Regions from separate parts of the Homo sapiens genome. Here all the other regions are linked to region 1. Evidence: chromatin contacts called from ENCODE Hi-C or POLR2A ChIA-PET data. All regions are on one chromosome and are shown on one strand. Each heading gives the region's core, a stretch centred on a gene start or an enhancer-like site at or near the end of the contact. The rest is flanking DNA. Distances are from core to core; before and after follow the strand shown. Region 1 holds the start of UBE2R2 (ubiquitin conjugating enzyme E2 R2). Region 2 holds the start of MSMP (microseminoprotein, prostate associated). Region 3 holds the start of SMIM27 (small integral membrane protein 27).

What was found. A loop is a pair of places that touch in the nucleus more often than their neighbours do. ChIA-PET counts read pairs that join two places held with the same protein, here RNA polymerase II (POLR2A). Pooled maps may share reads with other maps.
Region 2: a loop to region 1 is called in a map with no recorded cell type, with 14 times the contacts of the local background. The contact joins the promoter of MSMP here to the promoter of UBE2R2 in region 1. A Hi-C loop is called at or near these places in 1 of 37 single-sample maps with no recorded cell type and 5 of 50 pooled maps. POLR2A ChIA-PET finds 5 or more read pairs at or near these places in 1 of 52 experiments (GM10248).
Region 3: a loop to region 1 is called in a map of CD8-positive, alpha-beta T cell, with 22 times the contacts of the local background. The contact joins the promoter of SMIM27 here to the promoter of UBE2R2 in region 1. A Hi-C loop is called at or near these places in 2 of 168 maps with a recorded cell type or tissue (CD8-positive, alpha-beta T cell and naive thymus-derived CD4-positive, alpha-beta T cell), 1 of 37 single-sample maps with no recorded cell type and 13 of 50 pooled maps. POLR2A ChIA-PET finds 5 or more read pairs at or near these places in 1 of 52 experiments (AG04449).

Annotation. Positions count from the first base shown.
Region 1 is chr9:33,815,321-33,818,766 of GRCh38, reverse strand. UBE2R2 (ubiquitin conjugating enzyme E2 R2) reads right to left here and starts at 1,607. Exons shown (of 5, transcript NM_017811.4): 1 at 833-1,607. The coding sequence starts at 1,009. It overlaps UBE2R2-AS1 (UBE2R2 antisense RNA 1), which reads left to right. Exons shown (of 5, transcript NR_170204.1): 1 at 1-140. RefSeq lists silencers at 988-1,157, 1,228-1,437, 1,618-1,717 and an enhancer at 2,008-2,097.
Region 2 is chr9:35,752,602-35,756,047 of GRCh38, reverse strand. It overlaps MSMP (microseminoprotein, prostate associated), which reads left to right and starts at 1,772. Exons shown (of 3, transcript NM_001044264.3): 1 at 1,772-2,048; 2 at 2,280-2,388; 3 at 2,768-3,058. The coding sequence starts at 1,919. The coding sequence ends at 2,948. RGP1 (RGP1 partner of RAB6A GEF complex) reads right to left here. Exons shown (of 9, transcript NM_001080496.3): 9 at 1-3,397. The coding sequence ends at 3,174. RefSeq lists an enhancer at 1,959-3,158.
Region 3 is chr9:32,550,484-32,553,929 of GRCh38, reverse strand. SMIM27 (small integral membrane protein 27) reads right to left here and starts at 1,603. Exons shown (of 2, transcript NM_001387564.1): 1 at 1,451-1,603; 2 at 923-1,129. The coding sequence starts at 1,495. The coding sequence ends at 1,007. TOPORS (TOP1 binding arginine/serine rich protein, E3 ubiquitin ligase) reads left to right here and starts at 1,344. Exons shown (of 3, transcript NM_005802.5): 1 at 1,344-1,496; 2 at 2,962-3,156. The coding sequence starts at 1,494. NDUFB6 (NADH:ubiquinone oxidoreductase subunit B6) reads left to right here. Exons shown (of 4, transcript NM_002493.5): 4 at 1-929. The coding sequence ends at 54. RefSeq lists enhancers at 856-1,569, 1,374-1,703, 1,714-1,923, 1,570-2,284 and silencers at 2,564-2,783, 3,284-3,343.

The DNA of each region.
Region 1 (3,446 bases), core at 358-2,857:
TCTCTGAAAGTAGGAAGCTATCAGTCTCCCTACATGACTCGTTCCACCCTTTGTGGATACTTCTACCTGTAGAAAAAAAGGTTGGCAAACTTGGTGGCATGGTGAGGACAAAGGGCATTTTGAAAGAACCAGTGACTGAGGTAAGCAGAGAATGTGAACGGAAAGAGGGTTAAAGTTCCCCCAAATGGATAATGACAAGACGACGCGGGCACCCTTTTTTTTTTTTTTTTTTTTTTTACCACCCCTAGGGTCCCATTCTTCACCACCACCCATTGGAATGCAAAGTTGGCACTACCACTACCCAAGATGCCCAACAAATCCTCAAAATGTCAGGGCACTCGGCAGCTTCTGAAATGACAAGCTGGTGCCCCTCCCCCACCCCACCCCCACCCCCACCCCCCAAAAAAGAAAAGTCCAATCCAGTCGGTGCAGGTCACCCTGCCCTCTGGGGCAGTTCCAGCCTGCGCAGGGAGGGGTTCCGACCGGAGAACGAAAAAGCACAGATAGACCACCGCTCTTTCCACCCACCCTCAGCGGGGGAAACAAAGGCGGCCTCCTCCGCCCGTAGACACTACCCTAACCAGAGAGGCTCTCCGATTTCCCGGTGCAGCCTGCCCTCCCGCCCCCGCCCGAGCCCCCGCCCCCATGACAAAGAAAAGGCACTCGGCGAGCAAGGCCTTCCTGCCTCCAGGGATGGGGGAGGGGGCTGCACGGGTGAGAAGCCCCCTCCACTCGCCCGTGCTCATACTCCTGGTCCCAGGAACTGCAGAAAGCGGCGGGGAGCCGGAGGCCTCGGCCGCGGAAGCAGGGTCCGGGAGGAGGGTGAGGGTACCTTGAAGTAGCCGCCTTCGTAGAGGGTGTTGGGGGGTCCGAAGATGGCCACCTCCCAGTTGTAGAGGTCGGACTCGTCCACCAGGGTGATCCGGAAGCCCTCCACCGGTTCCTCCTGCAGGGATTTCAGCTCGAGCATCAGGGCCTTCTGCGAGCTGGTCATCTGCTGCTGGGCCATCGCGGCGGCGGCGGCGGCGGCGGCGCCGGGCCCGGGCCCCAGTCCTCACGCACCGGCCGGGCCGGACCAGGCCCCTCCCCTCCGCTCGCCCTCCGGCCGGGCAGCACCGGGCCCCGGTCTTCACACACCCGGCGGGCCAGACCAGGCCCCACACGGCCCGTGGGCCCGCCCGGGGTCCTCCTCACACACGACGCAGGCCGGGCCGGGCCCTTCTCCTCACACTCGGGCCGGGCGAGAGGAGAGGTCGAGGGAGTTAGGAGAATTCGCTACGGGTCCCGGTCCCGGGCCTCCCCCCCCCGGAGGGGGCCTCAACTTGGGGGGGGGGAGAGGAGGTGGAAGCGGAGGAAGGCGGCGGAGGGCCGGCGATGGTGAAGGGAGGGGGCCGGGCCGGCCCGGGAACGCCGCGCTCGCTCGCCCTCTCGTTCTCTTCGGGGGCCGCAGGGGCCGGAGGGCGCGCGGGGCAGGAGAGGGTGGGGGGAGAGCGGCGTGCGGGGGTCTCGCGGCGGTGGCGGCGGGGGCTGCGCGGGGGGAGGGGCGACGGCGGAGGAGGAGGAGAGCGAGAGCGCCTCGCGCCGCGGGAGCAACGGAGCCGAGAAGCAGGGAGGGAGGGAGGGAGGGAGAGAGGGAGGAGGGGCGCACGCCGGGTGCTGGGCGGCTCTCAGCGGCTGGCGGCCCGACGCGCGTGCGCGTGCCCCTCCCTCCCCTCCCCCCACCGTGCCTGGCTCTCCTCCACTACCACCTCCTCCTCCTCCCGTTTCCACGCCTCCTCTCGGTCTCCCGCGCGGTCGCGGCGCTTTGTGACGCTGGCGCGTGTCCCCCGCCCATAAAGATCCCAGAAGCAGCGGGGACCAAGGGCGGGCGCAGGGATTGCCGTGGCCCCAGAGTGACGGTTGTGCGGCTGGACGCCGCAGTTCCAAAGGCGTGCCCGGGAAGGGAACCCAGGTCTCCCGGCTCTCGGGGCCCTCCCCACTGTGGATCCAGGGGCCTCCGCAGCCATCCTGGGACGGGCCTGGTCGCTGCAGGCCCCTCCCCGTGACACCCAGTCTGCGGTCCCTCCACTTAGTAGCTACTTGATTAGGATGTGCTGACAATGTGGGTCTTTTCGGTGGGAACAGACCTTCCCGCAGGCCAGCCCACAGGCAAGTGTGCCCTTTGGCACGTTACTCACCCTGGGTGCGGCAGTTCCACGTGAGAAACGGGGTGAGACAAAAAGGTCAGCTTCTGCTTCCCTTCTTAACTACAAAGAGGAAGTTGTGAGGAAAAAGACAATAACAAACTGGGTCTCTAGCCCTTCTCATTGTGATTTGGGGCAAGTGCTCAGGCTGCCCTTCGCCTTCGCCATTTGTAAAATAAACTACTGTGGTTGAACTTAGGGGTCAAAGTTCCCTATAGGTGCTTGTGGCTTGAATGTCCACCCTGGAACTGAGGGACTTTCGAGATAATCATAACCGAAGTGAGATGTGGGGACAGTCTTTGGTCCCCCCGTGGTTCAGAATACAGTACTCCTTTCTCCTAGGAAGGCATGTCCTAGGATAACTGCCTAAAAAACATTTCCTAGAAAAGCCAGAATATTGTGAGAGTTCTACACACACAGTTTCGGAACTAGACAGATCTTGGTTCCAACCCTAGTTCCATTACTTCTCCCTGTATCATCAGTTTTTTGTTTTTTGGTTTTGTTTTGTTTGAGACAGGGTCTTGCTCTGTCACCCAGGCTGTAGCACAGTGGCGCGATCATGGCCCACTGCAACCTCCGCCTCCCAGGTTCAAGCGATTCTCCCACCTCAGCCTCCCAAGTAGCTAGGACTACAGGTGCATGCCTCCACACCCGGCTGTTTAATCAGCTTCTGTAAAAGGGGATTAATTATACCCAACACAAGCAATTGTAATGATTAAATGTATGTACAGCATTTAGCGTAGTGACTGGCACATGGTTAATGATTCATAGAAACTTGAAAGAAAAAAACTTTAAGGCATAGCTGTATTCTGGATACCACCACTACCCACCCCTTTTATTGAGACAGGGTCTTACTCTGTTGCCCAGGCTGGAGTACAGTAGAGTGATTATAGCTCACTCTAGCAGTAACCTCCTGGGCTTAAGCCATCCTCTAACCTCAGTCTCCCAAGTAGCAGGACCACAGGTGTGCACAGCCATGCCCAGCTAATTTTTGTATTTTTAGTAGAGACGGGATTTCACCATGTTGGCGAGGCTGGTCTCCAACCCTTGACCTCAGGTGATCCGTCCACCTCAGCCTCCCAAAGTGCTGGGATTACTGGCGTGAGCCACTGTGCCCAGCCAAGGACAGTTTTAGATTTATAGAAAAATTGAAAAGATAGTCAAGTTCCCCTACACCTGGCGCCCAGTTCCCCCTTTTATTAACATATTACATTAGTAGAGTACATGTATTACAATTAATGAGCTAATATTGATACATCACTG
Region 2 (3,446 bases), core at 523-3,022, 1.9 Mb before region 1:
AGAAATGGATCCAAATCCAAGTGAGAAAAAGCAGGAGACTTAAAGTTAGCCTGGCAGGATGATGAGAAAAGGACATCTTGTCCTAGGGTAGAGGCGAGGGTGCAGATCTGGGGGAAGAAGGCTTATTGGGAACAGTTTCTCAAACTAGACATTCAGAAGTCAATACAAGGGCCAAAACCAAAATGTTCCTGGAGGTACCTGTTTTTGAAAGAGGTGGGAAAGGTGACATGGATTAGGGGTCTCCATCCCCCAGGCCACAGGCCAGTACCAGTCTGTGGCCTGTTAGGAAGCGGGAGCACAAAGCAGGAGGTGGGCGGCAGGCGAGTGAGCATTACCGCCTGAGCTCCTCCTCCTGGCAGATCAGCAGAGGCATTAGATTCTCACAGGAGTGCAAACCCCACTGTGAACTCCGCATGCAAGGGATCTAGATTGCACACTCCTTATGAGAATCTAATGCCTGATGATCTGAGATGAAACAGTTTCATCCCAAAATCATCTCCCCGCTGCTATCCCCCTCCATCCACTGGTGGAAAAATTGTTTTCCACAAAACCGGTCCCTGGTACCAAAAAGGTTGGGGACTGCTGACAAGGAGTATGAGTGTGAAAGGTGCAGAGGTCTATGCCAGGAGACAGCCATCCCCAATAGAAGCCCTCAGCTATGCACAAACTGCTTAATGTCATTCAAAGAAAATAATGTCGCCCATTTTGCCTCAGAGCTTTAGCCCCAATCACAGCAACTGCTATTTCCTGACGCTTACGCACCAGAGATGGTGATAAGAGCACTGCACGCATTATCTCAGTAATCCTCATAACAGCCCAATGAGTTGGCATTACTATCCCCAATTTATAGATGAGGAAACAGGCTCAGAGAGGTGAAGTAATCTGACCAGGTTACATAGCTAAGTGGAGTCAGGATCTGAATCCAAGAAGACTGTCTCTACAGCCCATGCTCTCAATAATCCATCCTGGGCTCCTCCAGAACCTGTGGGAAACTCAGAGGATGCCAAATGATAAATTCCTAAAAACCTCACTCCATTATATATGGGAGGAAAGAGAGGACACCTCTGTGAACCTGGAGTGATTCATCCCATCAGGGCACTTAGAGATGCTCCTCTTTGAAAGGGGAAAGAACCATCCCCAGATGTGGGGTGATCCCACATCTGCTGTATGTTTGAAGGTGATAAGCAATGGACAGTTCACCTCTGGAATGCCTGAGGAAAAGAGACCCTCCCCACCATCTCTGAGGGGCAGCCCTATTTCTTGGATACATTAGGGAAACCCTGCCCTAGGATCTGAGGGAAACACAGTCTCCACTCCAGGTGCCTGCTCACTCTCCTGGAGCTTCTGGCCGTCGCACCCTATTGCAGCTCCTGGGTTTGGCTGGGGCACAGGATTAACCATCCCCAGGAAATGCCTCCCTCCGGTCCAGGCAGGGATCCCAGCATACACACCCCTGGTGGTGGCAGTGGGGGAGAAAGGGGGAAGGTGGAATGCTTCCTTCTCTCCAGGTCAGGGAAGAGATCTGGGGACCACCTGGGGGCCCTCGCCCCTCCTGCCTCCTTGCTGGGGAAGTGCCCAGTCCAGTGCCCCCTCCATGGCCACCTCCCTCCCTCTAGCTGTGCCGGGGCATGAATCAGCTCTCACAGCTTGTTAAAGCTAGACCTCTTGTTTTCATGCCCTCACCTCAGGAAACAGAGTTACAACTTTTCCAGCTCTACTCAGCAGGGGGCCAGGGTCCTCACTTTATAAACATCCCCAGCCTGTGAGAGCAGAGGGCAGGGAGATAGTGTGAGACAGGAGCCCAGGGGAGAAAGACAGAAACTAAGACTCAAGGAGCAACGCAAAGCAAAGTCAAGGAGTCAAGACCAGAGTAGCTGAGCAGAGGCCAAGAAGGGTCTGAGAGGGCTGTGCAGCAGCAATGGCCCTAAGGATGCTCTGGGCTGGACAGGCCAAGGGGATCCTAGGAGGCTGGGGGATCATCTGCTTGGTGATGTCTCTACTCCTCCAGCACCCAGGAGTCTACAGCAAGTGCTACTTCCAAGCTCAAGGTAAAGTGGGGTGAAGCGTTAGGAATGGAGGAGCAGCAGAGAGGGCACAGGGAGGATGGGGCCTTACAGATGATCCCGTGTCAAAATACCCAGGCTTCCTCCAGCTGTGAAACAGGAAAGACAAACTAAATACGGGGATAGTGCGTACTTACTGTCTCCACCCCAGACCAGAAGAGCCTCTGCCTCTCATCAGCACTCCTACACCTACTAACATTTCCCGTTCTTCCCTAGCCCCCTGTCACTATGAGGGGAAATATTTTACCCTGGGTGAGTCTTGGCTCCGCAAGGACTGTTTCCATTGCACCTGTCTGCATCCTGTTGGCGTGGGCTGCTGTGACACGTGAGTGACCAAAGATGGCCAGAGAGAATGACTCTGATATGAGTGACTGAGGGATGACCAGGGAGTGACTAGATTGCTGTGATGTAAGAATGAACAGAAGAGCAATACAAGATGGGCCAAACCTGAAGGGACCAACACTAGTGTGAAAGATAAGGCTTCAGGCTATAAATCAGGGGAGGTTGGGGTGGACCTGGAGAGAAAATACTCCTGTTATAAAACAAAAAGGCCCACATATGGTAGGTGACAGCTTAGTTAGGAGGACCAAGGGGCCACTGAAAGGGGCTCTGTGGGGGGAAAACTGTGAGAGAGGGAACATGTGGGCAGGGATAAAGGCAGCCTTTCACTGTGCTGACTCCTTCCCCTATCCTTGGTTCCCCAGGTCCCAGCATCCCATCGACTTCCCGGCTGGGTGTGAGGTACGTCAGGAGGCAGGAACCTGCCAGTTCTCCTTGGTGCAAAAATCTGACCCTCGGCTGCCCTGCAAAGGGGGAGGGCCTGACCCAGAATGGGGCTCAGCCAACACCCCTGTTCCTGGGGCTCCTGCTCCCCACTCCAGCTAAACTCAACTGATCATCCATCTGCTGACTGCTCACTGCTGCTGCCACTTCCAGGGAAACCACTAGCAGCTGCCAATGTATTCTGAACAAATAAATTAATGCTATAGCTGAAAGCCCGACTCTCACTGTCCACGACATTGGACCCCAGGTGGAAAAAGTGGGTCCCATTAGAGTCCAGGTGCTGAGTTCTCAGTATCCGGAAGGAACTAGCACCAGGGTGGGCCAGTTTCAGATGGTTATGGTGCTGGTGCTGGGGCCTGGGGCAGCATATGAGGCCAGGGTGGGGCTAGTAGGCAGCACCTTGATGGGCAGGTCCCAGCTGAAGGTGTCTACAGGTACTTGCTCAGGTCCTGTCCAGGTGGTAGGTTCGGGCTGTTCCACAGGGGGTAGGAGTACCAATCCTGGTTCTCGGGACGTTACAAATTCAAAATGCAATCTCCACTTCAAGGACACTATGGAAGAAAAAGATTAAGGTAGAAGCATCAGAAGCTAGCAGGAGTA
Region 3 (3,446 bases), core at 354-2,853, 1.3 Mb after region 1:
GAGACTGGAGAAGTAATTCCACCAATGAAAGAATTTCCTGATCAACATCATTAAAGATTATGTAAAAAGTTAAAAGGCTTATGAGCCTAAGTTTGTTCCTATATTACCATATTTACTGAATTTTCTGGAAAAGTAACTTTAATAAAGTTTAATCTCAGAAATTGTCATATCTGTTTTCAAGCATTGTACAATTTGAGACTGAGTAATTTAACAATAAGTAAAAAGTGGACATGCTAAACAAATATGAGAGACTACCTACTTTTTCTGGTCATTCTTGACTTGGAAAACGGTATGGAAAAGTATTTAGTTACATGTTTGTTTGTTTTTTTCTTACACAGTACTTACACTAATTTGGTATCAGGGTATGCAACAGTGAAATATCACAATAAACAAATGTAAGAACAGCAATTCCATGCACTTTTGTTTTAAGGAAATCTTTCCGGCCAGGCGCAGTGGCTCATGCCTGTAATCCCAGCACTTTGGGAGGCCGAGGCGGGCAGATCACGAAGTCAGGAGATCGAGACCATCATGGCTAACACAGTGAAACCCCGTCCCTACTAAAAATACAAAAAAATTAGCCGGGCGTGGTGGCGGGCTCCTGTAGTCCCAGCTACTGCGGAGGCTGAGGCACGAGATTGGTGTGAACCCAGAAGGCGGAGCTTGCAGTAAGCCGAGATAGTGCCACTGAGCCTGGGCGACAGAGCAAGACTCCGTCTCAAAAAAAAAAAAAGCTTTCCGAATCATTTTTGAAGAATTTAGAAACTTGATTGAAAAGCTTATTCCAACTATGATCTGACACTCAAGACTGTCAGATTTAGGTTGCTGTTAATTTTGTCATGAGAATGTAAAATACTAAAATCTCTAAGTGAAAAATTTGCATACTAGTGCTTGTTATAAAGGATAATGCAAAAATAAACTTGGGAACTTTGCATTATGAATTTTATTTTTATATCTACATAAGCATGAGGGAAAGAACTGTATTTTCAGATAATTAAATCCAGAAGAGTTACAAATTTTCATTCGTCCCAAAGATTTTGTCTGGGTATTTCTTCCTTAGCTGTCGTCTTGCAGACACCATCGAAGCATAGATGATGCAGCCCCAGGAGATTAAAACGATGGCAAGCAGCAACTAAACCAAAAATCGCAAAGGAGGTGTGAAATCTACCTGATATTTCCCCTCGCCCCCGTCAGGTTACCGTTGCCATTGCTAAGGTGGGAATTAAAGTAACAAAGTCGAATAAATGGGGTTCCAGTGGCGGGTACACCCAGCAGCCCTTACGTAAGAAGCGGAAGATCGTATCCTCCAGGAAGAGGCGGAGTCGAGGTGAGGGAGTGAAATGCTTAATTCAGGAATGGATTTTGGAGTTTCTGGGTGCTGAAGAAATAGGGCCTTTCCGCCTGCGGGCCCAGTGAGTCGACACGGTGGGGGCCCGCGATCCCCGGGACTTACCACTGAATAAATCCAGTCCAGCGTGCGACGACTTACTGGCTTCATGGTAAGGAGGCGGCAGCAGTCCGCGGGAGCTGGCGGGAGCTGCGGGCCTTACAGTAACCTCCCAGGCGGTGGCTGCCAGGCGCCAGCAGCCATCTTTTAGCCGGGCACGAGCGCCCGCCCACTCGCTTCGTGCAGCGCTGTCGCTGGCCTCTTCCGCCCGGAGTTGGGGGGCGGTATCACGTGATCGGGGGCCTTGCCCGCCTTTTAGAGAGGGGAATAAACGAGAAAATGTTAAAAATTGCTTTTTTTTTTTTTTTTTTGCCAACTAAGGAGATAGGCGTACCTCCACTGGTTTTCTTTCTAGTTGCAATGCAATATTAATGCAGGATAAGGTGCTGTCGTGTCCATTTAAAAGTTAATTTGAAAAACAATCCACGTTTTAAATATTACGTCTGGCTCTAAAGCTGGAAGAATTAACGCTTTCTCCCCCGCTCCCTCCCCCACGCCTCCCCGCATCTGATACCACACGATTTAGATGGACGTTCGCCTGTTCATCTTTGACGTAAAAATACCACCCACTCTTTTATATGTGACAAATCGTTGTGGGAACCCCTGTAAATCGAGCCATTCTTCAGAAACGTATAGCGTAATGTATATCTCTAAGAAGAAATACGTGGGACGCGTTACCCGCCATAATGTATCAGTCAAGCAACAAGTGTTTGTTGAGCGTGTCTGATGTTCTTGAACTGCCGCGCGTGAGATACTAAGCCCCGAGCACGGCAGTTTGGTGGGCGAGCGTACCAGGTTCAGCTCTAGAATGTTTGGGGCGCTCACATTTGAGGCCTGAGGAGTAGAATCTGGCAACGGGCCGCTTAGGCTCTAGACGTTCTTTATACCTCGCAGTTATCTTAAAAGAGTTTTAGTCTAGATTTCAGGGAGTGGGAAGGGGAAGAGCGGAGAAAAACGTGGTCTGTTTAGGGAGGAGTCCAGGCCCTGTTTTGTTAGGTTGTCCTGTTTCTCCCCAGCCTGGAGGGGATCCCTCTCTGAAGACTTTATAGGATACTGGTTGGGCTCTGGTTTGGGATCCCGTTGGACTCCTGGTGTTGCTTCCGGGAGGCGTACAACAGGAGGTGAGAGACTTCAAGTCCATCTAACAATTCCCCTATCTAGACACTAAAGATAATTTCCTAAGTTTCCGCAGAGTTTGGTAAGGTTGAAACGACATCGAACTAGTTCTCGTGTTTTCCGGGTAAGTTAGGGGCGAACATTCAGTCAGTGTCCCCAGTGGCTGAGTACCAGTAACAAGATGGGGAGGGTCGCGCTGCCCTCCTCCGGGGTCTGGAGCGGCGGGGGAGGGGCCGCATTTGGGCCGGTGCGCTGAGCCCCGCCCCCGAGGCCGGCGTCCATCTGCTGCGCATGCGTGAGGAAGGCGGGTGTTGTGTTTTGATGCGCGGGAGCTGGGGGGTGGGTCTCGCTCTCTGCCCTGCTTCCGAGCTGCCATTGGTGATGAGCCCTTTGCGTCACAGGGGTCGCAGCCGCCGCTGGGGTCTCCGCTGTCTCGCGAGGAGGGTGAAGCGCCCCCGCCTGCTCCCGCTTCGGAGGGTAGGCGGAGAAGTCGCCGGGTACGCCTTCGCGGATCCTGCCGACACCGACCTAGCTTTCTGGGCTGCCGGGAGCTCGCGGCGAGCGCCCCAGCCAGGCCTGCGCCGGCATCCTCCGAGGTGAGTGAGATTCGGAACAATGGGACGCGGGGGTCGGAAGGGCCGTGGGAGTTGGCGCTCCCGCCTGGAGCGGCGCCTCGGGACCCGAGGGTTGCGGTCATGGCCTGCGGGGCTGTCCGGGCCTCGGCGGGCCAGGGCCAGGGCCCCCGAGCGGCTCCTGCGCGCACCTGTGGATTGGTGCGGGCAGGCGAGGGTTGCGCTTCCCACAAGCGCTCCCGAGGGGCGCGAGCCTGGCCGTGTACTGGAAAGAGCTTGGTCTCAGGGAAAAGCAAAAAAGCAATGAGACTGAA